Regions from separate parts of the Homo sapiens genome. Here region 1 is linked to region 2. Evidence: chromatin contacts called from ENCODE Hi-C or POLR2A ChIA-PET data. All regions are on one chromosome and are shown on one strand. The core of a region is the stretch at or near the end of the contact, and the rest is flanking DNA. Distances in the headings are between cores, read along the strand shown.

Region 1 (3,845 bases), core at 450-2,949, 81 kb before region 2:
ACTGCACTCTAACCTGGGCGAAAGAGCAAGACTTTGTCTCAAAAAAAAAAAGTAAAAGAAATTGTAAATGGGTAAAAATATTTCCCTTTACAATTTCCTCTAGTGATTTATCATTCAGGGATCCTGGTAGTGGTCAGCAACCAAGGCGATTCTCAAGCTTTGCCACTCACCCTTTGGGATTTGCAAGCTACCAGTAAAAGACTAGAGGTTGGTGGCTAGAAGCCAACTAACAATCCAACTCTTCCACCTCCCCAAAGCCCTGCTTACATCTTGCATGTCCTATTTCTATAACCTCCTCTGCCACCAACAGGCTCTCCTTATTTTGCTACTGCAAATTGGAAGGAGCAGCCGTAAGACTGAAGCTTCTGTGATGCAAGACAAGCTCCTTCCCACCCTGACCATACCTCACCTCCTTCAAGGCAAGGCCTGCAAAGCATTCTGCAGGTCCTATGGGGCACTAAATGCCTACAGCCTTATCCTTTAACAACAAGGACAACCAAAATAAATAGATCTGTTCTGTAAACAGACAGGTTCAAGTTAGAGCACTGCTGAAATTGTGGCCTTTCCTGGGGCTGGAGAACATCTCATGTACTATGAGAAAAAAAGAACAGGGCCTGAGCAGTAAGTTAGAAAGCAAAGATCCTCGAGGCAAAAGCAGTGAGGTGGGAAACTATAATTCTGCTTTCTTTCTGTGACCACAAAGTAGCTCTGTGCTATAAGCAGAAATCTAGGACTTAACCACAACTAAATACGCTACCAAAGAGGAAAAAACTAACATCAGAAACTGGAAGACGTGGATAATAGTATACATATGACATTTAAAACAATAACAGCAAAATGATTCTTTAAAATGGTCTTAGTATTAATATTATTCATGCTCTACCCTGCTTCTAAAAAGCATATTATCAGATACTTATTTGTGTTCTGGCATAAATTTTGGGAAAACGTTCAAAGACAATTTTTTCACACTTAAAATATTACTGTTAAACTCTTATCAATTTCTGGCACATTCAAGAGGAAGCAAGAAAGTAGCACTGTACCAGCATATGTAAACTGAGAAGTAGCCCTTATTTTGTTAATTCTTCATGAAAGAGAAGCAAAATTCAAAGTTAACAATAGGTAGTTAACCACTAAATTCAAATATGCCCACCCAGGAAGCACTCTAGCCTCTTAGTAGCACACTAGACCCAGGCTGCAAAGTGGGAGGGATCTGTGAGAAAAGAGCAGAATAACCTGCGGCAGCACAGGTCTCCTTTCCCTGTGCAGAGGCTTCTTCACTTCTGGTTCCCACACTGCTGCAGGAACGATGCTGAGTGAGCCATTTCCAGAAAACCTCCCTCTGCTTGTCACAAGTCTGATGCCACAGCAAGAGATTCTCCACGAAAGAGTATCTGGGGGAAGTAGGAATTCAGGAATGAATCTCACAGAGGAGAGGAGCAAATTCCAAGAGGGGAGGCCTGCCACCACTATCTGCAAAGGGAGAGTACCATCTTTATTCCAGGCTATGAGGATACATGACATGGAGACCCAGGCTCTGCTGAAAACAAGGTGTACTGCCTTGCTACCACTTCTCAGTGGGGTTCTCCTCTGCATCTCACATAACCCAGTTTCTCTGGGATAGATTTGTGGAGCTCTGTCTTTGAGACATGGGAAGGTAGGCAGACCGCAGGCTGGCTTCCACCTTATCTGCTCCACAGAGCAAACACTAATTCCTGCTCCCCATACTGCCTTTCCCTGTTGGCCTCAGCCACAAGTCTGCATCCCTTTTCATTAGGCAAGGAATGAAACTCCTGACTTCTAAACTTCTCCTGCTGTGTCTGCTTAACAGCCGCTTCCTCACAAAGGCAGGCTAGTGTGCAGGCCAGCCAGCAGAAAGGAAACAGTGGGGCAGAACATAGCCTACTCCTCTCAGCAGCTTTCTTCTCCAAGATGCAGCAGTACAAAGACAGCAAAGACTACCAGTGTCAATAACTGACAAACATCATCACCAGTCAGGGAAAGAAAGTATATATCCACACACATGCCAAGGAGTGGCAGGGCAACAGAAAGATGAAAACACAGCTTTCTAGGTTGTTTCTAGGAGCCACAGGGCTGTATGGTACTACAGTGTGGGAAGATGAACTCTATTCAGACCACTGGAAAACTCTGCTTTCTTTAAACAGCAAAGCTCGAAACTCTCACATATTAGCTGCTGCTTTTCCTCTAGAAGAAAAAACCTACAACTTTGCAAAGGCAGACAACATTTTTGCAGGGAGATCATCTCCATGGCCTCAGCACAAGATTAGAATCTGCACACATTTCATGCCAAGGAAGAGTCTGCTCTTAGGTTTGCAGTCTCTAGTTCATCCAGAAAATCTCAAGACCAATGCTCTCCAAGCTGGATGTCTGAGCACCGCAGTCACAGTCCCTCCCGTGCCAACAAACAGGCCTCCATCTTACTGCCAATTCAACGACAGTAGATTGTTATTCTGAACAAATATTTTTGTGAGCTTACAAAGAAATTCAAAGGATTTATGGCTAGATCCAACCTTATCACAATCATAAAATAGTTATCACATCAGGAATTCTTAACCTGGGGACATAGTGCACGTCAGCTCAGATGCTAGAAATATCTCTGATCCACCCTAAAGTATCTGTGAATTTTCTGAGGGAGCAGGAGCTTTCAACAGAGTTTTACAAAAAGAACTACTTTCATACATGAAAGAGATCTAAAGAAAATAAAATGACAGAAAGCAGAAATGGCATGCAATAGGTGGCAGGGAGATGACGGGGAAAGGAGGCTACAGAGCTGAGAGAGATTAGGACCCCTGAACACGTCTCCTCATCTGTAACTTCCTTTTAACAATGCTTTCCTGGTAAGCAGCCTCCATGATGTCTCTTCACTCTGCTTTTGCTTTACCCCAACATCCAACATTCTTCTTTCATAATTGTGCTCACTTGGCCCTTTTGGAACCCTCTTGGTCTAGGCCCTCACCAATTTATTTCAAGATAACATCAGGGATATCTTAACTAAATTCATGCAATCCCTTTTGAAGCTACACACACTTTGACTGAATATTGCACACCACTCCCACATCACTTCTCAATAAAAATCGACATCATCATTTTCCTCCCCTACTTATACTCCAAACAAAGACAACCAACCAGCTTGTGAAATCAAGTGGAAATTCTCAGACTTGGCTTTCATGGGTCTCGACCATGTGGCCCCAGTTTACATATCCACATGATTTCCACATTACTCCTAATCCAATTAGGCCCATTTTCTTCATGCCCCCTACATGCCAGTAATTAATTATGTGTGTCCCCTGGGCTTTTGCTTTCCCCTTGATTCCACTTGTTGTTCTAGGTCAACACTACAATGAAAAGAGTATCACCTATCTGTAGCCACAACCTCACTACAATCGTAAAATAGTTGGGAGAACAGAAATTTTTAACCTGGGGTCCTAGGTGAACTCCTTTGAAATGGTAGTATAATGTGTGTGTGTGTGTGTGTGTGTTGTGTGCAGGTATCACTCAGTTCAGCATGTAATTATAAACTGCAACATATGACTTTCAAATTGTTTCATGTGTTAATCTTTATTTCTGTATCTAGACTACAGGTCCCTTGAGGGTTAGTATTCTGCCCTTAATCTTTATTATAGTATTTTAACAGACAGCTATCTTTCCATAATTATAAATTCAGGGCCATCTAGTTCAATTAAAGTGTGCCAAGTAAAGCTGAACAAATGCTTGGTAACTGACTGATTAATGCGGAACAGTGAAAATATTTCAAATTGGAGACAGTGACAATGCCAAAGTGACTGTAGGGCAAAAAAATGAGGTTTGTTGGCTTTCCCAGATACACA
Region 2 (3,539 bases), core at 778-3,277:
AGAATAAACAAGTGCTTTTATGATTGAAAAAATGAGCAGTAAATGTTATTTAAAACAAAACAGCAAAAAAAATGCAGTATCATAAACAAAGACAGAATGAACAATATCACCAGTATTAGTAGAATTCACAGTTGCATTTTCAAGTAGGAAAATTATGGCCATAGAGAAAACTAGACTAAAATTTTACGGGAAAGTTGCAAGCTTTCTCTAAGTTGTACAGATCAAATATGATAATCCTTTACTACTTGTAAGCACATAGAATTGAAACACAAATGCAAAGACACTATTTTTGGTGGTATGTATGAAATTTAAACTTATTTATGATGCTAGTATATGTGTAAAAAGGGAGAATACCTACCCACAAACGTATCTTCCCGGGTAGGCCTAAAATAACCCTGAAAGGACTTACAAGGAAATCGTAATACTAATTGCTTCTTGGGTGGTAAAATGAACCTGTGAAGGACTAGGGCAAAAGAAAGGTCTCTAACTTATACCCTTTATTAGCATTTGAATTTTAAACCAATTAAATGCATTATCTACTCAAAATAATAATTAAAATAAAAAATGAATACATAAGAGAAAAACCTTAAAATGATATTGATTTCCCCATAAATAAAAATGTCTAAAAGATAAAAGGGATGTTAAATAATTCAAATGTCTGCCCATTTTATATAATAGCTTGTCAAAAAATAACCTGTTTCCATAATGGCTTTCCTGCCAAATGACGTCAAAATGTCTGTTTCGGCAATAAAACAACCAAATTCATTTACTTTCTTGATTTGACTTTTAAAATCTTTAGAAGAAAAATTTTTTAAAATCACTGCTTTATCCATATATGTGCTTTCTACGCAGCTATTTTTTTTTTAACACATCCTTTCTACATCTATTTTTAAAATGTAAAGAACAAGTTATGTTACATAAAACAAAAATTTTTTAAAAATTATATCTTCCTGGCAGTTTAAAAACTAAATTTAAAAAAATCCTGTAAGGAAAAGTACCTTTGCCTGACCACAGAAATCATCCCAATGTAAAAAGCAATCCCTGAAAGAAACAGAAAAAAACAAGGACACAGAGAAATCAATCCTGTACTGGTACCCATCAACCTGGAGACAACAGTTGGAGAGCAGAGATGATGACATGGAGTCCAGGAAAAAACAATCCAATCCAAAGGTGAATTACAGAAAGCTGGGTCATCCAAGGAAAACAACATACTCTGAAGCAGGTCAGTGTTATCCAAACAGGTATTTTTTTGCTAACTGAAACAATGGCCAAGCACCCCGCATGCTACTTGTGCCTGGGGCAGCATCAGGCTACTGCATCATTAGAGCACCCAGCAAGGACACACATACACTGGCCCATCAACTAGAATTCCTCAGGAAGGGAAACCTGGACTAAGAGGAATGACTGGCACAACATTTTCCTTGTCCATGTTTTCTCTTTTCCAAAAACAATGGAAAATGACAGTTAAAGAAGGCAGAGAGTTCTAAATGTACTACACAATATCATCTCGCTGAGAACATTCTGAGTGTTCATTCGGGAGGATCCAAGGCCAACAATAAACTGGAACCATCAAGCAAAAACTTAAGCAGACCTGGCTCAGAGAAAAGCTAATACTCTGTCAACTCTGGTACTCAACCAAGCTTCATGCTGCTGGAAGAAGAACAGAAACAAGAAAAAATGGCATTTAGCAAATCACTTTTTCCTTGCTAAGGTCAGAAAGGTCCCAGGGATCCACTACAACAGCCAAGTCAGACATAAAGGCAGATGGAGCATACACATTGGAAAGTGAGTGCTACTACAAGCTTAGCATTTTGACAATTTCATGTTGGAGGTCTAAGAAACTTTGAGGAGGAGGAAGGAAAATGGAAGGCAGAAGGAAAGGGGGAAAAAGGAAAGATAGAGAGGGACAAAAGAAAATGAGGTTAGAGAGAAAGAAAGGAAGGGGAAGTTTGTGTCTGTGACGTAAAAAAGACTATCAATTCTACTTTCAGTCTCTGAATGTTGAGACATCATAAATCTATCTAGACTTAGTGATCTTATTACCATTTGCCCCTTGGAAAGCTGTGATTAACTACACCAAAGCAGAAATACCGAAGAACAGCAACATGACTCATCTTTGTCTTTGATCTTCAAAAACTCTCCCATGCTGTGGAGTTCAAACTACATGCTGCTTTGCTTCCAAACTGCCGACAGCAAGCAAACTCCACCACTAGCAATAGGAGAAACTAGGGAAAAATGTGAAAAAGCACCTGGCTAATGTCAAGAAGTCAATCATTCTGATGGCACTGGATTCCTAAAGCCATTATTTCAAAATGTAGTGAACTGACAAATGACAGAAGGAAACCACCACCAGCCCTCAAATGAGAGAAAACCATTGGGAACCACACATCTTAGAAAAAGAGGAAACAATTCCTTTCCCCAGTAACTAACTGAATTGTAACCCCAGCCTAACCACTTAAACATTTCAGATAAAAAGATCTGCTTTGACCCTAACCTGGTAACATAAGCAGAGGTGGAGAAAGAATGAATTCAATCTCCTAGCTTGTAGGGGTTGGGAGAAGGCGGGCATAATGGGTGATTAAGATAATTAAAGTCACTGCACAGAAACAGTAGAGATTTACATTATAGCATTCTCAGCAAACAGGCCTTTAACAATCAGTGTTCACAGTAAGTTCAAAGAATCACCCAGTGGCCACAGGACTCAGGGGTTTGTGTGTGACACATAGCCATCACATCAGTATTCATCAAATTCACTGATATTTAAAATAAAACAATCTTTGATGACAAAAAGATTAAACTTTTGGAACCCTAAAAGTAGTCCAATCAATGCAAAACCGGGCAACAAATCTTCAAACGGGTTTATGAAATGATCTTCAGAGGTGGCCTGCTGGTTCCTTCTGTTTTTAGAGAGGGGTTAACTAAGGGCCAAAATAGAAAGCGGGTGAGGTGAACAAAGACTAGATGCACTTCAGGCCAGGACTCCAGACTCCTGAATTTTTCTACCTCCAGCCCATCCTACAAGGTGGGGCCACCTGCCTCTTTATGGTGGCCCTCCTCAGAGTCAATACTAGGAAAACTACATTTTTAAAAGTAAATGTTGTTAAGTCAGAATCTGATTAGAAATACCAGGAAGACAAATTGAGTCTTTCTGGATACCTTAGTAAGATCATCTTTTTAGAGGGTAGAAAAAAGTATCCTTTGGATATTCCAAATTAAGAAAATGAGGAACAATGAAAGAAATGAATTCATCCCAAGTGTAAGAATGTGATGATACACAATCTTCAACTGCATATCTTCCTGACTCTGAGGTCACTGAAATGTCTCATCTCTTCATTTTTATGTAGCCTGACAAATTTTGGACAAGGCTGCAGGTCTGCATTTGAAGTACTAACTTCTATAGTTCCACCCTGAAGAAATAAAACAGTTCCTTCCATTTTGCCCTGCTCAAATTTACTCCTAATGTGACTGTTTGCTTACATTCTCTCCCTATACTATTACAAACACAAGGAATTAGAGGTGTCAAACATGATGTCCATTTT

What was found. A loop is a pair of places that touch in the nucleus more often than their neighbours do. ChIA-PET counts read pairs that join two places held with the same protein, here RNA polymerase II (POLR2A). Pooled maps may share reads with other maps.
Region 1: a pooled map shows a loop between it and region 2 (5-fold over the local background). The contact joins two enhancer-like sites. A Hi-C loop is called at or near these places in 1 of 168 maps with a recorded cell type or tissue (HepG2) and 8 of 50 pooled maps. POLR2A ChIA-PET finds 5 or more read pairs at or near these places in 1 of 52 experiments (activated naive CD4-positive, alpha-beta T cell).

The regions. Positions count from the first base shown.
Region 1 is chr7:127,898,930-127,902,774 of GRCh38, reverse strand. All of the region lies in intron 13 of SND1 (staphylococcal nuclease and tudor domain containing 1), which reads right to left. Among named protein-coding and RNA genes, the nearest start is that of SND1-IT1, 97 kb to the left of the region's middle. RefSeq lists an enhancer at 1,672-2,205. Within about 2 kb of position 1,699, at least 3 of the 41 ENCODE cell types and tissues checked have a DNase peak (open chromatin) inside an H3K27ac peak, as active enhancers do.
Region 2 is chr7:127,819,044-127,822,582 of GRCh38, reverse strand. All of the region lies in intron 11 of SND1 (staphylococcal nuclease and tudor domain containing 1), which reads right to left. Among named protein-coding and RNA genes, the nearest start is that of SND1, 170 kb to the right of the region's middle. Within about 2 kb of position 2,027, at least 3 of the 41 ENCODE cell types and tissues checked have a DNase peak (open chromatin) inside an H3K27ac peak, as active enhancers do.